2 separate regions of the Homo sapiens genome follow, and region 2 is linked to region 1. Evidence: chromatin loops called from intact Hi-C (ENCODE). Cell type or tissue: MCF 10A. All regions are shown on one strand. Links, peaks and the distances in the headings refer to the core of each region. The heading gives the core; the rest is flanking DNA.

The links. Peaks named below come from ENCODE experiments on the same cell type or tissue, not always from the same donor. Only the 100,000 strongest peaks of a DNase experiment are listed, where the experiment ranks them.
Region 2: a loop joins it to region 1, with 8 times the contacts of the local background. A loop is called at or near these places in 3 of 110 quality-filtered maps.

Annotation. Positions count from the first base shown.
Region 1 is chr16:10,728,000-10,732,393 of GRCh38, forward strand. No RefSeq gene overlaps it. Among named protein-coding and RNA genes, the nearest start is that of NUBP1, 14 kb to the right of the region's middle. In MCF 10A, for the core only: no CTCF peak of the experiment used is centred there; a DNase peak (open chromatin) is centred at 1,872.
Region 2 is chr16:9,137,364-9,141,757 of GRCh38, forward strand. No RefSeq gene overlaps it. Among named protein-coding and RNA genes, the nearest start is that of HAPSTR1, 48 kb to the left of the region's middle. In MCF 10A, for the core only: a CTCF peak has its summit at 1,849 (motif pointing right); a DNase peak (open chromatin) is centred at 1,868.

The DNA of each region.
Region 1 (4,394 bases), core at 146-4,145:
TATTCATGGGAAACACATTCTCTTTCTGAAATGCCAGATGGCCAGCAGAATCCTACCCTGTGTGGGCAGTGGAGGAGGAGGGTCAGAGAGATGGGAGAGGCAGAGACCTCACTGTCCCTAGGAGCAGGATTCCTGATCCTGCTCCCCCACCTGGGCCTCCCACACTTTGGACGCTCCAGGTCAAGGTCGCCGGGCCATTTTCCTGCCATCTCTGCCTGGAACCTGCCCAGATTGTTTTGAGACAGCTGCTTGAGCTCCACGGGCTGGAAAGAAACCGCGCTGCATCTGTGAACCTGATGTGAAACCCATCTGCCTGCCGAAGGAACGCATTGGGGACCGTCTTAGGTGACAGCTGGCACAGCGCTGTCTGACAGAAGTTTCTGTAGCAATGGAAATGTACTGTTCTGCGCTAACCACATGTGGCTACTGAGCACTTGAAATGTGGTTAGCCAACTCTTAATTGAAATTTAAATCGCCACATGTGGCCACTGGCTATCATACTGGACAGCACGGGGCTAGAAAATCTATGTGTGCTAATGTGGAGTAACCGTGCAGAGGGATGCATGAGGTGCAGGGAGAGGCAAGAGTCCAATCTGCTATCATTTGGCTGAAAACGGGGGTGGAGGGTGGTGTTTGCAGAGGTACACAACCCGCCAGAAGGACCAAGGAAGAGGACAGGAGAGGAGCTGGCAGAGGGCAAGAGGGAGAGCTTCCAGGTGTGCTCTTTTGTACATTTTGTATTTTGAACTATGGTAATGTATTACTGATTCCAAATGTTGACCCATTGAAAGGTATTGCTAAATGGCTGCAGGGGAGGAGCAGAATATTGCTGGGTATTATTACAGCATATGGGTATATTATATGCTATATGGGCATATTATAACATTTATTATATGTCTTGGGTCAGGGGATGTGGCCACAGTGTGCAGGCGGATAGCTGTGAAAGAATGGGTGTGTGAATGTGAGTGCACGTGTGTTGAGTGTATAAGAATGGGAGTGAGAATGAGTGTGTGTGCGTGAGTGAATATGACTGTGTGCATACGCAAATGCAAATTATGTGTGTGCGTAGGTTAGAGGATAGGTGTGTGAGAGGATAGTGTGTGTGTAAATGTGTGAGTGTGGATGCGTGAGTCTGTAAAAGAATCAGTGGGAGAATGTGCAGTGAGTGTGAGAAACAGCAAATGTGAGTGTGTGAATGTGTGTGTGTGGCTGAGTATGGGTGTGAGTGGGGGTAGGTGTGTGTGACAGTGTAAGAGTACGTGTGTGCAAGTGTATATGTAAGCGTGAGACTGAACGAGTTCTGTGTGTGAGAGTGAGCCTGGAGAGGTGTGAGGCTGTGTGTCAGTGTGGGTGCGTGTGTGTGTGCACTGTGTGTGAGATCAGGCATGGGAGTCATCGAAGAAGAAAAACACAGATGAGACACAAACCCCGACCTTGGAGGGCTCAGCCTGGTGTGGGAGGTGGAGAGGAAACCCCTAAGTGAGAACCACACAATAGGATGGTGGAAATTTAATTTGCTGGCGTTTGACTCAGGGGGAGCTGGCTGTGCTTGGAGAAATGTTTCCTAAGGGTTTGGCATAGAAGGTGGTAGCAGCAGCAATGGCATCTGTTGGGTTTGGAGCCCCTGTCATGGCAGAGCCTCCTGAGTTGAGAACTTCATGTTGTCATCTCCCGGCCACGTCCCCACCCAGCCCCAACTCAGGGCCTGCTCACAGCGGGCACCTAGCACCCTCCAACCCGCCCAGGAGCAGCTACACAGCCTCACTCATCCCTGTTCACCCAGCCCCAGATCCCTGCAAGCACGGGAGGCAACGTGATATTCCGAGGAGGAGGAGGGGAAGAAAGGGAGAATCCCTCAGATCAAATGAGTCATCAGTGCCACTCGAGCCAACAGGCGTTCCACTGGCGCACCCTATGGCAGGCAGGAATCTTGTCTAACCTTTGCCTTCCTCGAAGCCAAAATTTGTGACTGGAGGTGGCTCTAAGCAGTGCTTAGGAAACAGGGAAATGGGGACATACACACACACACACACACACACACACACACACACACACACACACACACACACACGAGACAGAGAAAACCCAAAAAGAACCTGCTCTGCTTACAATTCAGCATCCATCTCAATTTGTATCATTCAACTTTTTTTTTTTTTTTTTTTAGACAGTCTCGCTCTGTCACCCAGGCTGGAGTGCAGTGGCGCAATCTCGGCTCACTGCAACCTCTGCCTCCCGGGTTCAAGCGATTCTCCTGCCTCGGCTTCCCCAGTAGCTGGGACTACAGGCGCCCACGACCACGCCCGGCTATCATTTTGTACCCTTCAAAACCTAAAATGTATTTTATAGCAAAGCATTTTGTTTTTCATTTTCAGTTTCAGAAGAAATCTTTCTGTGTTTAGAGCACTGGCCCTGGTTGGCATCCAGTGATCCAATAATCTTTCAGGAAATCTACCTGCAGACACACGCACGTGTGCTAAAAACACACGCAGAACTATGTTCATTGCTGCACTGACCGCAAGCAGCAAAAAAGGTAGAACTGACCAAATATCCCCAAGTAAGGGCAGCTAAATAAAATATAGAACACCCATTCTACAGAAAGTTCAGCAACACAGAAAGAGTAAGGCAGACCAGTATTGGCTGATAAGGAAAGCGTTCATATTAAGTGGCCGGGCACAGTGGCTCACGCCTGTAATCCAGCACTTTGGAAGGCCGACGTGGGTGGATCACTTGAGGCCAGGAGATCGAGACCATCCTGGCTAACACAGTGAAACCCCCGTCTCTACTAAAAAATAGAAAAAATTAGCCTGGCGTGGTGGCTGGCACCTGTAGTCCCCGCTACTCGGGAGGCTGAGGCAGGAGAATGGAGTGAACCTGGGAGGCGGAGCTTGCAGTGGGCCGAGATCGTGCCACTGCACTCCATCCTGGGCGACAAAGCCAGCCTCCATCTCAAAAAAAAAAACAAAAAAAACAGTAAGTCAGACCAGTATTGGCTGATAAGGAAAGATTTTGTATTAGATGGCTGGGCACAGTGGCTCACGCACTTTGGGAGGCTGAGGTGGAAGGATCACTTGAGGCCAAAATGAGACAATATAGTGAGACTCCACCTCTACAAAAAATAAAAAATTTAGCCAGGCATGGTGGCTCACACCTATAGTCCTAACTACTTGGGAGACTGAGGTAGGAGGATCACTTGGGCCCAGGAAGTGGAGGCTGCAAAGGAAGTGGAGGCTACAGTGAGCCATGATCATACCACTGCACTCCAGCCCAGGTGACAAACCAAGACTGTGTCTCAAAAAAAAATAATAAAAGGGTATATTAAGTGAAGAAACCAAGGTATAAAACAGCAAATATAGTGTGATACCACTTAAGCAGATACATATGGAATTGTACACACAAACACTTCTGGGAGGATACACAGGAAACAGTGCCAAAGTGAGAAATCTTTGTGGGCCGGGCAGGTGTGGAGTAGGGGAATGGGGTACAGAAGAAGACTTTTACTTTTCAGTCAAGCCCTTCCATACCATTATTTATATATTTATTCCTCAAAAACATAAAAGCAAACATATATATAACATATGTATGTGTTTAAATATAAATATACATATAACATATATATGTATTTAAATATAAATATACATACATATAACATATATATGTATTTAAATATAAATATACATACATATAACATATATATGTATTTAAATATAAATATACATATATATGTGTATCAATAAAAATCTAATAGATTTCACCTTCTAGACAAGATTGAGTAAACAAGGATTGATCTTACCCTCCTACCTGAAATGACTCCAAAAACACTCAAAAACCATAAAGCAATGGTGTTCCAGACACCGGCCATCAGGTCTTGAAGGATGGTGATCCCCGTGCTGTGGGAAAGAGATGAAGTGTGTCCTATAATTGCCCAGCTGACTGCCTGAGGAAAGTTTCCAGGCGTTGGCACACGAACAGTCCGCCAAAGGGAGTCCATTGACCTTCAAGAGACAGAGCTGGGAAGGAGGAGTGCCGATGTGGCTAGGGTGTGAAGGATGGAGCAGAGGCAGCAGAGGGCCATGCAGAGAATGTCCTGAGATGGGCAGAGGGCTCCCCTAAGTCTTCAGTTGAGCAGGTGCATGCAAGCAAACAACCCCAGGCTGGGGAAAGAACCACCCCGGCCTTAAAGTGAACAATTCCCAGAGCTCATGCAAGGCTGGGTAGTTCCTGATCCCAACAACTGCAATAGAAAATGTCATAATTCATGTAGCATCAAGTCAGATCCCAGAAAGGTTTTACCTCAGTATTAAGGCAAAATGAGCTCTGGACTTATACCACTCTGGTCCCATCTAACAAAACTTTTTTTTTTTAATTTTTCCTTTGAGACAGGGTCTCACTCTGTT
Region 2 (4,394 bases), core at 109-4,108, 1.6 Mb before region 1:
CGTGATTCACGCAAGTGATTCTCCCACCTCAGCCTCCGAGTAGCTGGGACTACAGGTGTGTACCACCACACTCGGCTAAATTAAAAAAATAATAAATTGGGTTTGGCTCGGTGGCTCACGCCTGTAATCCCAGCACTTTGGGAGGTGGAGGTGGGTGGATCACTTGAGGTCTGGAATTTGAGACCAGCTTGGCAAACATAGTGAAGCCCCGTCTCTACCAAAAATACAAAAAAATTATCTGGGCATGGTGGCAGGCACCTGTAATCCCAGCCACTTGGGAGGCTGAGGCAGGAAAATCACTTGAACCCGGGAGGCAGAGGTTGCAGTGAGGCGAGATTGCGCCATTGCACTCCAGCCTAGGCAACAAAGGTGGAACTGTGTCTCAAAAAACAAACAAAAAACCAAAAACGTTATTTTTATAGGGAAGAGAGCTCACCCTATTGCCCAGGCTGGTCTCGAACTCTTGGTCTCTGCCCGGCGTGGTGGCTCACGCCTGTAATCCCAGCACTTTGGGAGGCTGAGGTGGGTGGATCACTTGAGGTTGGGAGTTCAAGACTAGCCTGGTCAACATGGTGAAACCCAGTCTCTACTAAAAATACAAAAATTAGCCTGATGTGGTGGCACGTGCCTGTAGTCCCAGCTACTTGGGAGACTGAGGTTGCAGTGGGCTGAGATCGTGCCATTGCACTCCAGCCTGGACAACAGAGTGAGACTCTGTCTCGAAAAAAAAAAAAAAATCCTGGTCTCAAACCATCCTCCTGAGTCCGCCTCCCAAAGTGCTGGGATTACAGGCGTCAGACACCACAGCGGACTGAGCCCACACTCTTAATCCCTCCATGTGGGGCCTCCTGTTGTGTAGACACAGTCCTCTGGCTTTCATTGTCCCAATAGCCCTCGAGTCCACCCGCCTCTCTTCACCCCTCCACAATTGACCTAGTTCAGGCCAACGTCCCCCCTCACCCAACATCTGCAGTGACCTCCTCACAAGTTCTTGTCCTGCCTGCTCCCAACCCGTGTTCCACCCAGAAGCCATGGAAATCTAAATCTAAACCTTCCTAAGTATAGACCTGATTGGGACACCGTCCCTGCCCATGGCTCTCTGGAGTGTCCACTTTGCCCCTGCCACCCTGGCCCCGCTTCCTCTCCATGGGCAGGCTCAGTCCTAGCTCACCTGGAGTCTTTGCACCTGCTGGTCCCTCGGTCTTGGGGGCTCCCCTTGCCCCTCTCCCACTCCATCTTCCCCTGGTCGGGTCCTCATCCATCTTCAGCTTTTGTTTCAAACCAGGTCCCACCCAGGCCCCTGCGAATTTTCCCACCTTCCCCCCATTCTTTGCCTTCATCATGCTTGTCCCAGCTTATTATTCATTGAATTCTAGGTGTCATTGTCCTGCTCCCTTTTTAGGGGTTGGGTGGGGACCCTCTCTCTCTTGAACCATTGCATCCTTCATCCCTGGCACAGTGCTTGATACAAGAGAGGGGCTGACGTGGAGCTGGCAATGAGTGAGCTGGTGGGGCCCGGCTGGGCAGGAGAGACAGTGCCTAAATGGGCTTCTGCAGTCTGGATTTTCTGGCATGTGGGGGAAGGTAGCCCCCCGTGTGACTCCTCAAAGCCACGTAGTCCTGATTCCCATGTTCCTCCCTGACCCGCTCCCCAATTTGCTCCCACGCTTCTCACAATCATGATCTTTCCTCATCGATCTCCCCACTTTTCTCTCCTTTTTCGCTCTTCCCACTGAAGTTTCCCCATGCTTGCCACGAGCAAGGTGGGAAGGAGGGGCTCCATTTCTCTGTCCCCTGTCCCTGGCGTAGACGCAGCTGTGGTTGAACTCCCATGTCGGGGCTCCAGGCGGCCTGTAGAGGGCAGTAATGCTGCAGCTATGGCCACAGGGAGCGCTGCCTGGATGGGGGAAAGCGGCATCGGAGCAGCTCACAAGCCCTCCGTGGGCATGAGCAAGGCAGACCCCTAAGCCCTCCGTGGGCATGAGCGTGGTGGACCCCTTTGCCCTCCTTTCCCCGGAGATAGAGAAACCCCATCTTTCTGTTAAGTCTGCACACGTTCTCTGCCTCAGGCATAGCTGCCCTGAAAAATTTCTATTTGATAAAATAAGCAATGACTTCAGTATAAAGAACAAAATTTTAAATGTGCGTTTTTCTTTTTTTTTTTTTTTTTTTTGAGATGGAGTCTCGCTCTGTCACCCAGGCTGGAGTGCAGTGGCGTGAGCTCAGCTCACTGCAACCTCTGCCTCCAGGGTTCAAGTGTTCTCCTGCCTCAGCCTCCCATATAACTGGGATTACAGGCGAGTACCACCATGCCTGGCTAATTTTTGTATCTTTAGTAGAGACGGGGTGGTCTCGAACTCCTGACCTCAAGTGATCTACGTGCCTCAGCCTCCCAAAGTTCTGGGATTACAGGCGTGAGCCCTGCGCCCAGCCAAAGTGGTGTTTTTGTCTCCTGGGCAATGTTGAAGGGTTAATAACTAAGACTTTACTAATGTAAGGTGCATGAAGAAAAGTGTCACAAAATATTTTGCAGTTCATCACCTATTCACACTGTGACTTTGATCAGGTCACTAACTTCTCAGTTTCCTCGTTTGTAAAAGGGGATTAAAGATAGGATCTACCTGTGGCAAAGACTTCATACTCATGATCCCTCAAGACCCATTCTCACTTGGTTTTCAGCTGGGGCAAATGGCTACACTGAATAATGACTACATCTCCCAGCCTCCCTTGCAACTATGTGTGGCCATGTGGTACGTTCTGGCCAATGGGATGTGGGTAAAACTGTGGGAAAGTCCTTGAGAGTGTTGCCCTATTTCTCCTCTTTCCGCCTTCCACTGATCTGGATTGCAGGTGCAATGGCTGGAGACGGAGCAGCCATCTGGAACAAGACGTCGTTTTCGGAATGGAGAATGAAGAACATGCAACAAGACAGAAGAAAGTCGTTTTCCTGATACTGTGGACCCATCACACCAGCCCTGCACTACCTCATACCAGATTTTTATGTCATAGAATCTTTTTTTTTTTTTTTTTGAGACAGAGTTTCACTCTTGTCACCCAGGGTGGAGTCCAATGGTACGATCTTGGCTCACTGCAACCTCCACCTCCCGGGTTCAAGCGATTCTCCTGCCTCAGCCTCTCGAGTAGCAGGAACTACAGATGCATCCCACCACGCCTGGCTGGTTTTTTGTATTTTTAGTAGAGACGGGGTTTCACCATGTGGGCCAGGCTGGTCTCGAACTCCTGAATCACTTGAACCCGGGAGGCAGAGGTTGCAGTGAGCTGAGACTGCGCCACTGCACTCCAGCCTGGCGACAGAGCTAGACTCTGTCTGAAAAAAAAAAAAAGAAAATGGTCTGATCACAAACAAATTCACCTAGAAATGATATCATTTGAGTTGTTCTGTTAATTAGTTTTAGCTGACAAAGCTCAGCCTTACACATTTGCATCACATTTGCATGGTATTTTAATTGGGAGGAAAGTCATACATTCTTTTCAATAGCCATGTTTACAAATACATAGCTTAATTGTCCCACATTTGAAACCCAGCTTTCAAAACAATTTTTTTTTTTTTTGCTAGGTCTTATAGGATAGGACTGATCAAAACAATTTAGTCACATTCTTTTCCAGGTCTTTCTCCATTTCCAAAAACGTATCTGGGCATTTTTTTTTTTTCAGGAGCTAATGGTCCTAGTTTAACTTTGTGCTTTGTAACCTATGGATGGGTTCATTTCATTTTTGTATTTTTAGTAGAGATGGGGTTTCACCATCTTGGCCAGGCTGGTCTCGATCTACTGACCTCGTGATCTGCCCGCCTCAGCCTCCCAAAGTGCTGGGATTATAGGCATGAGCCACTGTGCCCGGACAGTATCGTTACTTTTAACATTTAATAACCACAAACATTTAACAATATTAAATATAACATTTGGGAAGAAGATATAATGCCTGTTACTACCCTACATTGATTAAAAAACCAGTAAGTACTAATATTTTAATACTGGGATAAAGCAGTTATTTTATTTTTTATTTTATTATTATCTTTTGAGACAGTCTCATTCACTCTGTCGCCTAGGCTGGAGTGCATTGGTATGACCTCGGCTCACTGCAACCTCCACCTCCCAAGTGCAAGTGATTCTCCTGCCTCAGCCTCCCAAGTAGCTGGGACTACAGGTGTGCGCCAGTACACCCAGCTAATTTTTGTATTTTTAGTAGAGACAGAACTTCACTATGTTGGCCAGGCTGGTCTCGAACTCCTGTCCTCAAGTTATCTGGCCACCTAGGCCTCCCAAAATGCTGGGACTACAGGCGTGAGCCACTGCGTTGGGCCGAACCTGACTCTGACTTTCTCGTATTCCGCTCTGTGTCTCCTTAACAGCTTGAGTTTAGTATTTCTTAAC